3 separate regions of the Homo sapiens genome follow, and all the other regions are linked to region 3. Evidence: chromatin contacts called from ENCODE Hi-C or POLR2A ChIA-PET data. All regions are on one chromosome and are shown on one strand. Each heading gives the region's core, a stretch centred on a gene start or an enhancer-like site at or near the end of the contact. The rest is flanking DNA. Distances are from core to core; before and after follow the strand shown.

What was found. Hi-C counts contacts between places; a loop is a spot of excess contacts on that map. ChIA-PET counts read pairs that join two places held with the same protein, here RNA polymerase II (POLR2A). Pooled maps may share reads with other maps.
Region 1: a loop to region 3 is called in a map of dorsolateral prefrontal cortex, with 11 times the contacts of the local background. The contact joins the enhancer-like site here to the promoter of RIC8B in region 3. A Hi-C loop is called at or near these places in 5 of 168 maps with a recorded cell type or tissue (Calu3, dorsolateral prefrontal cortex, head of caudate nucleus and 1 more) and 6 of 50 pooled maps. POLR2A ChIA-PET finds 5 or more read pairs at or near these places in 4 of 52 experiments (A549, A673, H1 and 1 more).
Region 2: a map of naive thymus-derived CD4-positive, alpha-beta T cell shows a loop between it and region 3 (9-fold over the local background). The contact joins the promoter of MTERF2 here to the promoter of RIC8B in region 3. A Hi-C loop is called at or near these places in 2 of 168 maps with a recorded cell type or tissue (head of caudate nucleus and naive thymus-derived CD4-positive, alpha-beta T cell), 1 of 37 single-sample maps with no recorded cell type and 20 of 50 pooled maps. POLR2A ChIA-PET finds 5 or more read pairs at or near these places in 2 of 52 experiments (HCT116 and MCF 10A).

The regions. Positions count from the first base shown.
Region 1 is chr12:106,641,968-106,646,710 of GRCh38, forward strand. All of the region lies in intron 3 of RFX4 (regulatory factor X4), which reads left to right. All of the region lies in intron 1 of LOC100287944 (a long non-coding RNA gene), which reads right to left. Among named protein-coding and RNA genes, the nearest start is that of RFX4, 61 kb to the left of the region's middle. RefSeq lists an enhancer at 2,468-2,969. Within about 2 kb of position 3,309, at least 6 of the 41 ENCODE cell types and tissues checked have a DNase peak (open chromatin) inside an H3K27ac peak, as active enhancers do; they include dorsolateral prefrontal cortex, where a contact is called at or near this core.
Region 2 is chr12:106,984,961-106,989,289 of GRCh38, forward strand. It overlaps MTERF2 (mitochondrial transcription termination factor 2), which reads right to left and starts at 2,186. Exons shown (of 3, transcript NM_001033050.3): 1 at 2,009-2,186; 2 at 155-265.
Region 3 is chr12:106,771,420-106,775,948 of GRCh38, forward strand. RIC8B (RIC8 guanine nucleotide exchange factor B) reads left to right here and starts at 3,263. Exons shown (of 10, transcript NM_001330145.2): 1 at 3,263-3,410. The coding sequence starts at 3,327. LOC100287944 (a long non-coding RNA gene) reads right to left here and starts at 3,412. Exons shown (of 4, transcript NR_040246.1): 1 at 3,271-3,412. RefSeq lists enhancers at 2,412-2,963, 3,734-3,783 and a silencer at 3,174-3,403.

The sequences.
Region 1 (4,743 bases), core at 2,059-4,558, 130 kb before region 3:
TATCTATATCTATATCTATATCTATATCTATATCTATATCTATATCTATATCTATTTTTTGAGATGGAGTTTTGCTCTTGTTGCCCAGGCTGGAGTGCAATGGCGTGAGCTCGGTTCACTGTAACCTCCGCCTCTTGGGTTCAAGTGATTCTCCTGCTTCAGCCTGCCGAGTAGCTGGGATTACAGGCATGCACCACCATACCCGGCTAATATTTTATTTTTAGTAGAGACAGGGTTTCTCCGTGTTGGTCAGGCTGGTCTCAAACTCTGGACCTCATGTGATCCACCTTCCTCAGCCTCTCAAAGTGCTAGGATTACAGGTGTGAGCCACCGTGCCCGTATATATATGTCATTAAACTAATGACACTCAGGGCACAGTGGCTCACGCCTGTAATCCCAGCACTTTGAGAGGCTGAAGTGGGAGGATCGCTTGAAGCCAGGAGCTCAAGACTAGCCTGGGCAATATAGTGAGACCCTGTCTCTGCAAAAAACAAAAAACTTAGCTGGGCATGGTGGCATAAGCCTGCAGTCTTACCTACTCTGGAGGCTGAGACAGGAGTATCGCTTGAGCCTTGGAGATCAAGACTGTAGTGGCCTGATTGTGCCACTGTACTCAAGCCTGGGTGACAGAGCAAGACCCTGTCTCTATTTAAAAAAACAACTAATGATTGATAGATAAACAAGTAATGCATTAGATAGTGAGAAGTGCTGTGCAGAGACTTTAGCTTGGCTAATACGATAGTGTCTGAGAGGCTATTTCAGGTTGAGCAGTAAGGGCAAGTTTCTCTGAGAAGGTGACATTTCAGTGGATACATGTATGACACCATGACAGTGTGAAAACCAGGGACAGGGGAATGTTGCAGGTGGAGAGAACAGCTTCTACAAAGGCCCCACTGTTGCAGGTGACCTCTCCAGATTGAGCAGAGTTGTGCCTACAGGTGGTTTATTAGGGCATGCGCCCAGCCTCCACGCCCATAGGGGTGTGAGGGATGCTGGAATAGACAGAGGGGGTGTTAGGCAGTGAAGAGGTTATCACAGAGGCTTCAGCCAATCCTACAGGGAGTTCTGAGGTGGAGATGGCCAGTTAAAAATGATCTGAATCAAAGCAACGGATCCAGACCTTTATCCCCCAACCCCATTGTCCATCACTGAATACAGGCTGCCCCCAGGGTGGGGGTGTAACTTGGGAGAGGCGGTTGCCTTCATGTTTTGCTGAGGATCACTCCTTGGAATGATTCAGCCTCCCAGTAGGGGGAACAATGTCTCAGTGCCTCAGGGCAGTCTGGGCACACTCAGCGTCCACCACTCCTTCCCGGGATGGGAGCAGGCTGAGCTTGCTGAAGGACCCACGAGAAGGTGGCCCATGTGGTTGGAGCATAGCACACATGGAGGAGAATGACACAAGATGAGGTGGGAGAGGCAGGCAGGGGAGAGGCTACATAAGCAGTAGGGAAAAGAAAGTAGGACATTAAACTTAGATAGGAACAGTCATGCTTAAAACGGTGTGGAGAACATGTGACCTCCTACGTAAAGCTGCACATGTATCATCTTTTAAAAAATATGGTTTCAGTATAAAAACTTTCTCTCTCAAAAGAGAGTGGATGCACCCTCCATTTTACAAGGAAAAGTGACATGATTTACAACGTGTCCCCTTTTTGCTGTGGCTGCCGTGGGGTTGAGAGCTAAATCTGATGCTTACAGACTTTTGCAATCACTTCTTTCCTTTGTCTAATTTTCTTCTTCTTTTGCTAGCTTAAAAAAAAACCCAGGATATAAGTAAATTTAATAAATATATTTTTGCTTTACTTTTATTTTGTTTACACAAGAAATACATTTCCTTGTTAAAAAATTAAAAACATTATAGGTAAGACTCCAGTCCATTTCTCCTTGTAGTTCTTTGCCTTCTCCTCAAAAGCAACCCTATTCAGTGAGACATGTGTGTGCATGTGTGCACTTGTGTGTATACATATGTGTAGATATGTATTACAGACCCTTCCCTATGAATTTGCACACATATGTATCTGTAGAAGTTTCTGAAGTATGGTTTTTAATTTAGCATTGTCTCCTTTATAAAAAGCATGCAGATGTATCACACTAAAAATATTGACCCGCAACCTGTTATGCTGTATTGATCCACTACTTGCTTTCTTCCTTAGTAGAATGTCCTGAAGCTACACTCATGGTTCATAAAGAACAACCTCATTTTAACTGCAGCTCAGTGTTTAGCATAAGACAATGGCAGAATTAATGTTGCCATTTCCCCTTTTTTTTTTTTTTTTTTTTTGAGACAGAGCCTTGCTCTGTCACTCAGGCTGGAGTGCAATGGTGTGATCTCGGCTCACTGCAACTTCCACCTCCCAGGTTCAAGCAATTCTCCTGCCTCAGCCTTCTAAGAAGCTGGGATTACAGGCGCGCACCGCCACATCCAGCTAATTTTTGTATTTTGGTAGAGATGGGGTTTTACCATGTTGGCCAGGCTGGTTTTGAACTCCTGACCTCAAGTGATCCACCGGCCTCAGCCTCCCAAAGTGTTGGGATTACAGGCATGAGCCACCCCACCCGGCGCCACTTCCCTTTTGATGAACATTTAAGTTTTGTTCAAATCTCATCTTTGCCATTACAAGTAGGGCCTCACGGAACATCTTCGTGTGTGCCCCCTTGGACACCGTGGGAGTGTTTCTTCATGTCTGTATCAAGAAACAGAATTGCTCCATTAACACTTAAAGTGTTGATGGGATTGCAAAATTACCCATCAAATGGCTTTACCATTTTATATCTTCATCTGCAGTGCAAAATACTTACAAAACAAAACAGGAACCTAATGCTAGGACAAGCATCTCATTCTCTGAGGCATTTATGTCCTTCATGCTGTGCCCTCTCTCCAGCGGCAGTGGCCAGCCCCTGAGGACAGAGAGGAGGGCAGGCCCAGGAAAGGACACTGGCCGCACCACTAAGGCGCCCGCCACCCGCCTGACAGTGTCGAGCTCTCCTGGGACATTTGGCTTGTTATTGGAATTGGGTTAGGAGCTATTTGCTTCTCCTTCTTCCCCTTCCTTGCCACAAACCCCCTCCCCCTCCCCCTAGAACAAATAACACCGCTCTAAGAACAAATAATACAGCAGCCAAGCAGCCTAAAATAATTGGGGACACGTGATCTGGAGGCAACTCCCAGCAGAAAACAGGCAAATATTGTCAAATGCCTTCTGCCAAACACTTTCCAGCATCCTCGGTCACGAGGGTTAGTAAATCCCAACTCACTGGGGATGGTGAGCGCTGCTGGAATCCCGGCCGCACAATAACCTCTATTCATGCAGAGAATTTCGAAATGGAAAGCAGCCTGTTCCGCAGTCCCGGCCTACTTGCTGCCAACACATGCCCCCTCCGTGCCCCGCCCTCGCCCGCCACCCTTGCCGCCCTTACCCAGAGCTCCTTGTACGCCTTCTGGGTGGGGACGTTTTCCCTTCCAGCAATTTACTGAAGAAATGAGGCTCTTCCAAAAAGGAGGACAGAAGATCAAATTGTCACTTTCGGGGGGGATTGGGGGGAGATTTTCCTTTCTTTTGAAAAAAATTAAATTGAGGACTTGGGTGGTTGACAAGCTATCAATATTCCAAATTAATATGAAACAAAAGAAATTTATAATTTCTCTTTAGAATGTTCTGGAAGGTCATAGGTAAGACATTGGGTTTGGCACTGTTCCAAAGAAGAAATACATTGACATTTTAGACCAGATCACAGCTGCTAGATCAGACTCATTGGATGTAACCGATAACTGACATTTTGCACCCTTTTGTGACTTGATTCTTACTCAACAGTGACAGAACATTGCTTTCATAATGTGAGTTAGGTAACATGGTTCTAAAAAGGGAGGCTGAACACTTTTAGCTCTGAACACAACCAGTGTTGATAGATAATGCCACTAGATGTGACTGTGTCCCTCCGGATGACCTCAGCTACAGATGGAGAAAGGTCAGTTAAGCTGGACAACCCAATGCCAAGGGCAGAAATTTCTCAGGGAATGAGATGCTGTGTTGTGGAACCACAACTTTTTTTAAAAAAAGTATTTTGTGCTGTGGGTAAATGTGTCAAATGGTAAAGCCATTTGACGGGCAATTTTGCAATCCATTAGCATTTGAAGCACATGCAGCCAGCAGCTGTGCTTCTTGATGCTGGCAGGGAGAAACACTCCCACACAGGTGTGTAAGGGGGCACATACGAAGATGTTCTGCGGGGCCTTATTCATAATGGCAAAGTGCAGTAGAGATGAGTAGAGTACTGGGTATAGGTGGAAAGGGACCACTGAGGAGGTAGCTTCTGGTAGGGGATGGTGCCAAAATCACCTCAGCTACTGTCCAGGACAACCAGAGCTCTGGGCTGCAAACCTGTAGCCTAGGCCCCAAAAGAAGCATTCGGAACCAAATGGAAATTGCAACACTGTGCTTAATACATTGCCTAGTTTTATCCAAAAAAAAAAAAAAAAAAAAAAAAAAAAGAGGGGACTTGAATAACCAAAAACTGAGCTGAGAGATTCCAGAAGCTACCTAAGCCCAGGCCTTACTAGAACACTAATTCAGTAGGTTGTAGGTCAAACCCAGCGTAGGAATTGGATGACTACTGTTCTGGTCCAGTTTAGACATTACAATGGCAGGAATAAATCTCTGATTCAGTCCATTGCCCCACATCAGCCAAACCTACAGGTTCAGCAATCACCCGTGGGATGCCAGGCTTGTCAGGTGATGTCAC
Region 2 (4,329 bases), core at 936-3,435, 210 kb after region 3:
TGACCACTTTCTCCTTGAAATATTCTCTCATTTGACTTCCTGGACACTCGACTTTTTTTGATTCTTCTCCCTTTCTATACTTCTCGCCACCCTCTATCTGTCTCCCATACAAGCTCACCTTCAAGGCTTGGTTCTAGACCTCTCTTCTTCTTACCTTACAGTCTCTCCCCACAGATCTTGTCCTCATCCAGATATTCAGTTCATCCACTTGGGATTCTTTCCAACTTCTTCTCAAAATGTGATCTTGTCAGTTCCCTGCAATAAACTTGCCAATGGCATTTTAGGATAAAGACAAAGTAAAATAAAACATAGAAATGCCTTACCATGGCCTACAAGGCCTCTTTGGGCTCTGCCACCACCCTAATTCCCATTTCCCTCTCCTGCACCAGCTGCATTTGCTTCCTGTCAGTCCCTGGTGCTCTACTGGTTTCTACCATGTGGTCTTTGAAGACTGTGGGCCAGATTCCATGCCCAAAATGCTCCAACTTTTAGGCCTAAGTGTCACTTTCTCAAGGAAACTTTTCTAACCTTCACGAATACATGAAGCCTCCTGTCCCCATTACATGATTTCATGGCACCATGGACTTTTACACTTGCGCACAAGTGGTACAACAGCTGCAGCTGTTCACGTGTTGTTTCTGTCTCAACACTACATGGACAGACTGGTCACCACAGTGTTCCAATGAACTGCTTCCCTATCCTTCACCCAGCTGCCTTCACTGCCTCTAGGAGGCATTCCTGGGCAGGTGGCCTTCTGTGTGCTCTTCCACAGCACCCTGCTCCGGACGCTACTGCAGCACTTATTATGCTCTTACAAGTTCTTCATTCTTCCAACCAGTAGGAATTTTGTTGCTGTTTGTTTGAAGTTCAAGCTGTGTATCAGGCATACTAGGCACAGATCTGCTAAAACAACACTTCTTCACACCTCTGTTTGGATCACAGATCAACTCAGAACCTGAGAGTCACAGACTCTCTTTCCAGAAGAAAAGACCCACGCTCACAACATTTCGCAAATGATTTTAGCAGGATTCATGGACACCCTGCAGCCCGGCCATGAATGACCTGCACTAGATTTACAAGCGTTGGGAAGGCAGGAACTGAACGGTGTTCTGCTTTATTCCCTGCACCCAGCAAAGAACTTGTTCCACAGAGAGACAAAATTAGTATTTGTCAGGTGAAACTGAGTGAACAAGTGGATGCGGTACATTAATGCAGTGGGTAAAACTGGGTTAGCAGAGCCAGACTGCCTGATTCCTGGACAACAGTTGTGTTGTGACTTGAAGAAGTTACTTCACCTCTCTGAGCCTCAGTTTGGCATCAGGAAAATGGTGATACTATCTCCTGGGTGACTGCAAAGATCAAACGAGTTAATACCATAAATCACTTAGAATATGCAGAAAACTCTTCACATATACTAAATCATTAAATCATCACAACAACTCATTTTAAAATGAGGAAACAGACGCAGGTAAAGGAACTTGCCCAAGGTTACTCAGCTAAAAAAAAAAACAAAAAACAAAAAACCGGCAGAATTTGGACTCAAACCCCACAGGTTGGCTCCAGAGTCCTGCCTGCTCTTAGCCCTGTGCCCCCACATATAGCAATGCTTTTGGTAAATGTTTGTTAAATCACAATGTGGGCTGTTCTAGGATGCTTGTTTCTTAAGCATTTTTGGGGAGTGAAATTCACTTCTGTAATACACAGTTATGGTTAGTATGGTCTTCTCTACACCACCACTGGTTTCAATAAAGTTCTTCTTTCGTAACACATATGCCCTGCTGCCAGTTTCAAATTGACCAACGTTTATAAGCAAGGAAAAACGAGGGTCCACGGAAGATCTCCAGGACCGATCAAAAGGCCGCACATTCACTGTGGGGCCTCCGCTTTTCCAGAGAAACCCGGCAGGCTGAGCTGAGCGTCTGGCGAGGCGTGGGGTTTTGCGGGCCCTGACCGCTGCGGCGCCGCTGGTGAGGAACACGCCCAGGAGCAGAGGAAGGGGGCGACTCACCCGTCGGCGTCAGCTCCAAGCAAGGCACAGGGAGTCCCGGGGGCCAGGCCCCGTCCTTCCCTCTCTCTCCGGCCAGCCTCCCCACAGTCCGCAGTCCCCGAGGCCTGGAGCCGGGATTTCGGTCCTCGGTCTCAAGAAGCTCCCGACAGTTCTCAGCAGCGCCAACCAGGCCATCAGTCCCTTCGCCCATGGCCAATCAGGGCTCGGGAGATGACCGCCAACCCCCGCCCCCCCAAGACACGCCCCCGCGTCCCAACGCAGCCAGTCAGAGCGCGGGACACAACTACGCGTCCCTCCCCGCACCACGAGGGCGAGTCGGAGTGGGAATCGGCTTTCCAGGCAGCCCAGCCTGTGCTGGCGGGGGCATCTGGCATTTTCACACCCTTTCCTTCCCAGCATTTTAGGAAGCGGAGTTCCAGTAGCTTTGACGCTTAGAAAATATAAGAAAAAAAAGAAGTAACAGAAACCGCTATATCTTTAAGATAGAGCCAATCACTGTTCCCAAAATAATTCAGTTAGGTAAAGAACCAACTTACAAAAGAAATGTTTAAAAAACCCCCAAAGTTCTTTGAAACACATCTGAACTCTTCCCCGCCCCCACCCTACCCCAGCAGTTAGCGACTGTCTTTAAAAGCCATTCTCCTTTCTCTCCCTCCTTGCCACCTTCACCTAAATACTCCCCTTTTCTGATAAACTGCCAAGTGGTTTCCATTCTAATTATTACCGGTGATGCCCAACCTCATACACTAAACACGTTAATTTCTCCTTAAAGCCAGGCTGAATGTCTCTCTCATTTATTTTCACATTTATCCATCCAAAAAACAAGTATTTATGGCAGGCCTGCTAAGTGCCAAGCATATTGAAACAGCAATGAGAAAATAGAGGGGGAATAAAACACATTCCCTGTCCTTATGGAGCTTACATTCTAGTGGAGGGCAGAGATATCAACAACTAATAACGTGACTAATCACACCTAGTTAAGTGTTATCGAGGACAGGGTGCCCTGAGCTGGGCCTGGTGATTCTGTTTGTGTGGAGTTGGAGTCAGGAAAACTGGTTTTCCCAGCTGGAGGTGTCTGCTGTCAGGTGTTCGTAGCACACTGTGCACAGTTCTGCCGTCGGTGGCACTGGCATACAGACTGCCCTCGCACCCTGTGGAGTGAATTCCTTGAGGCTACTGATTATTTTTTCTGTCAACAATGCTGGGCACACAGTAGGAACTCAGGAAATGTTAACTAAATCTTTGAGTCTAGTCTCACTATGCAGTTTAGGCTCAACAGGCTATATTGAGAGGAGCTCACACGTGCATTTAACTCCACTGAGTAGCAGCAAGAATCCTGGCTCCTCAAGATCACCCACCTCTGATCTCTAGGATATTCTAGAATGATCTGAGCAACTCATGTGTACAGCTGGGGGGTGTTTGTCCAGCAACTCCTGAGTTATCCGAATATAAAAACTCTATTATGCATAGATTTATTGCACACTTTTTCCTGAAATAAAATGATTTGGGGTCCAGACTAACCAAAGTGTGTCATTTGCACTTAGGAAAAGGAAATTAGGATACAGAAAAGGAAGTTAAGGAATGTAAACTCAGGACTTAGAACTGCAAGCTGCCATCACTGGTCAGGAGGGAGGGAGCAGAAATGTGCACCAGGGTGCTGGAAGCTTGTATTAGGGCTCCACGTAATTGTGCAAGGAATTACAATACATATGACCCCGTGCATTGTAATCAAAACTTGAAACTGACAAATCAGCTATGCCAACTGTATTAAATAAATGCTACTCAAAGTTTTTTCCAGCCCAAATATTTAAACAGTGCATTTCTAGGACCATATAATCAGAAAAAAAACCTTGAATGAAGAAAAGGGGAAAAGAACTTACAATTATGCATATTATGTACAAGAAAATTACAAACACATTTGAATTGTGAGAAGATCCTGAAATTTCTAGTATGTAAGAGATGCATTAAAAATACTGATAGACTTTTATATCTCAAATTTACTTATTTATTTTAAGCAAATATGAAAAACATAAGGACTTTGTACAGTTCATTCAAAACCCTGGTTCTCTCAATATAATTTTCCCAAGTTGTCAGTACAGTTTTTGGCAATAAGAATTGAAGAAGTATTTGCTGAATGAGTAAAATGTCTTAAATCCCTTAACCACAAGTAGGATTTCTAGTTAAGGGGAGAACACTGATTCGAACATCATGTATCTGCTCAAGTAGAGCATGATGACTGATGCCTTTTCTTTCCCTTTCAGTGATTCATTTTGACCACTATTTACACCAAACTGAAAAAGCTTTCCAAAAAACTCCCTAAT
Region 3 (4,529 bases), core at 2,013-4,512:
AGTGGAATTCTCTGAACTCCAGTTCTGGAGCTGTAGCCAATAGACCAAACTGCCAAGGCTTTAAATTCTGCTTTCTTCTAAAGAAAATGTATTCAAAATATTATAACAGTTGAATTTTAAAAGCTGTTAGCACCAGGTACTCATTAAAGACCTTCAGTTTGGCACATTCCAACTAGCCCATTGTCATGGCAAGAGGAAATGCCACAGCAGGATATATCAAAGTCCAAAATAAATGACTAGTATCTATTTGCAGGCTTTTTCATTGGCCCTAACCTGAAAGTCCATAATATTTTATGTTATCAGAGCCCAGGGTGCTTCTAGCCCTTAACTATACCACTTATTAGCAAACTTCCTTGCTTATGAGCCAGCTAATCAATACTCTGAACTTCCCTTTTCTCTGTAAAAAAGAAAATAGTGCCTCTTATTGATCTTGCAATTTCAGCTATAGTAAGGATTAAATCAAATAATCTATGTGGAGATATTTTAAGAATTTAAAATCTCTATCCATAGATATATATAGGATTACTATATTACTGTTTGTAAGAGCAACGACTTGTGAAAAAATATTTGTTGCTTTGATTACCAAGGCTCTAAATATTAATTCCTTGCTATCATGCCACTCAAGCATCACCAGGAAGTGAAGTCAGAACAGGACTAGAGTCTCTAGTCCCTGAAAGTATCCCGTAACTAATATTCAAGGAGGTAAAGTGATGTAGTGACCTAGGACTCAGCTAGTCTAGGCTCCATTCCCAGAGTCTGCTATTGACCTTGGACAAGCCACTTAATTTTTCTGGAACCAGAGTCTCGTCAGTGGTCAAAAGATGACTTGAATTAGAGTCAAAGATCCCTTTGAGTTACAAAATCAGAATATGAACATTTAATTAAAATTACTAAAGTACAACTTCCCAAGTCATTAATTCATCTCGTTTTACATTTTTTAAATCTCTTTTTAGAAGTACAGAGTTGGAGACTAAAAACATAGCCTATTTCTGGCAAACAGACATTTCAAAGACATGTGTCTGAAATGTCAGAGACCTTCTAAAAGAATTCTAAAGAGAAACATCTCTACGGAAATAAGATACTTTGTGCTCGTTTAATATCGTCTCTGGGAGACCCTTGCTCCAAAAATAAATATATGGATACCCCCAAAGCACTTAATTCTGTACTGGACACAGAGCAGGCACCCAAATACTTTGTTAACAGCTCTCAGTTTTTGTCCCAGTTCTTGTTACTTAACTCATCTGACCCTGTTTTCTTATCTATAAAGTGGGAACAATACCTTCCCCAATGATCCATTGAGATTAGAAGTATTAAAAAGTTCTGTAAACTGTTAAAAACAATTGCAAGATGTTACTATTAGCTTAGAAAATTAGCTAACTATTCCATGACCTTACTAAAATGTGCTTTTTGGAGAGATGGATTAAAATCTTTCTGACTTAATTTATTACAGAGCACCTACCCCAATGCCTGACTCAAATATGCTCAATAAATGTTTGCTGCATGGAAAGTATAATATACAGAAAGACCAAAAGCTCCATAAACTCAGGTCCCATGTTCGTTCTTATTTCCGAATTCCCAGTATCTAGCAGAATATCTACCACAGCATAGAAGAAATTCAATCATTAGATAAATAAACTTTTGCCCCCTCTAGTTCCTCTTCAGCACAGCTCAAGAGGGAGAGACTGGTAGGGGAGACATCAAGGATGATTATGGGTAAAGGCTGCTTGGAATGGAAAACTTGAAATTACTTGGAGAATTCATCCACTTTCCATCAAAAAAAAGCTTGGGAGAGCAGAAAGAGCACAGGCTCTGAGTTCAAATTCAGTTTCCAAAAATCTGCAATTTTGATAAATTAACCAACTAACCTCTCCAAGACTCAGTTTCCTCATCTTAAAATGAGAATAACTCATATGGGTGCTCACTAGAATGGAAGCTCCATGAAGGCAGGGACTTTACTTTGGGCCCACTGTATCCACACTGCATTTAACAGCACCTGGGCACAGCACAGGCTCTCAAATATTTGTTGAATGAATGTGTATGAAATTGATTGAGCTAACACAGGTGAAGTATTAACAGAGTGCCTGACACGTAATTACCACCGGGGCAATGGGAATCTTTGTCATCACCACCACCGCTACTGTATCGGTATTATTACAGTTCCCGGAGGTCGTAGAGCGGCCGCTTCGGGGGGAAAGGCCTGGTTTCAAACCTCGACTTTCCCATTCTCTGGCCGTGTGACTTAGGATAAATTACTGAAACTATTCGGGTTCCTTTTTATTTCCACAAAAATTTGTGTTGGGAGAATTAGAGGATATAGGGAAATTACCTAAGAGAGTCTGGAGCCCCGGTGGCACGAGATGCATGCTAGAGATTAGTATTAAGGCAGAAAATCGCCGAGTCCTCTTTTATCCAGATAACTGCCTTCAATTATTTCCCACATTACTGTAGCTGAGTACATAACAAGAACGCAAATAAGGGTGGAAGGAATTCCCGAGACCGAAACCGCTAAATGAGAAAAGGGAATTAAACCGTGCTTGACAGTTCCCACCAAGGGATGGCAGTTTCCGCGACCGTCGGCCAGTCCAGCCAGCCCAGCCAGCCGAGACTGAAGCAGGACAGTCAGCGACATAACGAACAAAACCGAAGCAGACGCTTAGACCCTCCCTCTAACGGTCTCCCCGCCGCTGGCCTCAGGCGGCCGCCAGACTCCCGTTTCCGGCCCTCGCGGTACCACAGTTCCCAGCATGCCCTTGGCGGGAATTCTTTCCGGCTGGATGACTACCAATCCCAGCATGCCATTCGGCACGCCAGTAAATTAGATGGAAGAGCGGGATAGCCCCATTGCATGCAGGGAATTGCAGTCCATTTAGCGGCTGGTTCATAGATGGGCGGGGAAGAGCCGGGTTGCTCTAGTCCTTTGAGAATGATTCATAGAGGAGGGTCAGGAAAGAAGAACGGTTCAGTCTGTGAAAGCCCCCTTAAAAGACTGGACAGTTCTCCGAGGGAGGGAGAGGCAGGAGAGCAAGCAGGGCCTTGGGCCTGACTCCGCCTCGGTCCGCTAGCCAGGCCTCGACCGAGTCCTGGGCCTTGTCAGGGGCGGCCGTGAGGCGCCGGTTGCTGGGGGAGCGGTGACGTCGCGGGGTGAAAGTTGAGGGGCGGTGACGTCGGGCCGGCCCGGGCGGAGGCTGGCGGGTTGGAGGCAGGACGGAGGGAGGGAAAGAGGGAAGGAAGGAAGCTGGGAAGGAGCGAGCGGGGGCGCGAGGCGTTTACCTGGAGGCAGCGGCTTGGGCGCGCAGAGCGGCCGCGGCTCCCCCGCACCTGCGGCCATGGATGAGGAGCGCGCCCTCTACATCGTCCGGGCCGGCGAAGCAGGGGCTATCGAGCGGGTCCTGAGGGATTACAGCGACAAGGTAAAGAGTCCTGGCCCCGGGCGTGCGGTATCGCACCCCCGGGCCGCCCTCCGTGCTTGCACATCGCATCCTTCCCCACCCCCCTCATTCCGGGGATGCGCATTGCTCTCCCCCGAAAACGTTTCCGGCTTGGGCATGCGTGTTTGTGCCCCCAGCCTTTTCCATCCATGCATCCTGCATCCCACTACCCCCACTGTAGCGCCCACTCCTCTGATTCCTGGCCCAGCAGCTTGACCTCCGGTCCTCCTCTCAAGCGTGCAAGTCACACCCCCGGAATCCGTAGATGTGCATCTGTGCCCCGTGCCCCACTCCTGGATGCATAAATGCATGAGAGGCTTCCTCACCTGTATAGCATAAAAATACGTGCTTCCCTGCATAAACACGGCCCTTGACATGCATCAAATGTATCAGCAACGATGGCAGTTTCTATACGTTTAGCACTGTACGGTTTTCAAGGCATTGATGTCTCATCTATGGTCTCCTTTGATCCTCAGAGTGTTTATAGGGTAGATGGTATCATCCTCCCCATTTTATAGATGAGGAAACCGAGGTGCAAAGAGCTGAAATCACGCCCAAGGTCATGGACATATAATGTTGTAAGTGGGTGGAGAATGTAACTCCTAATGATACCTGTTATTTGTATCGCATTAACAGCTTTCCTATCCATTATCTTATTTAATCTTACAGCAATCCTGTGAGGTATTATCTGCATTTTGCAATTGAGACTCTAGATTGGTTAAGTAACTTGCCCAAGGTCATACTTGGAGCTGGTATTCCAGTTTAGTTCTTTCCACTTCACAACTCTGCGTAAAAGAGTATCTTGTTATAAATCCCAGTCACTTCTCAGAACCTCTTTCCAAGAACCGTTAGCTCTTCATTACTTTTCCTTCCAGGAATTTTACATGCTCACTTCAAAAGATAGCCTACCACACCTTTATCCTTTGGTTTAGAAGACTGCTTTATAGGAATGACTGGCGACTCCCTTCTGTGAAAACACACCCAACACCAAGTCACAACCTAGCTGTTAATGTTTTTCTTTCTTTTGCCCCCGTACATCGTCTCCCCTTCAGTGTTTGCTTTGTGTCCACCACTGCATCCATCCACTTTGTATTACTGACA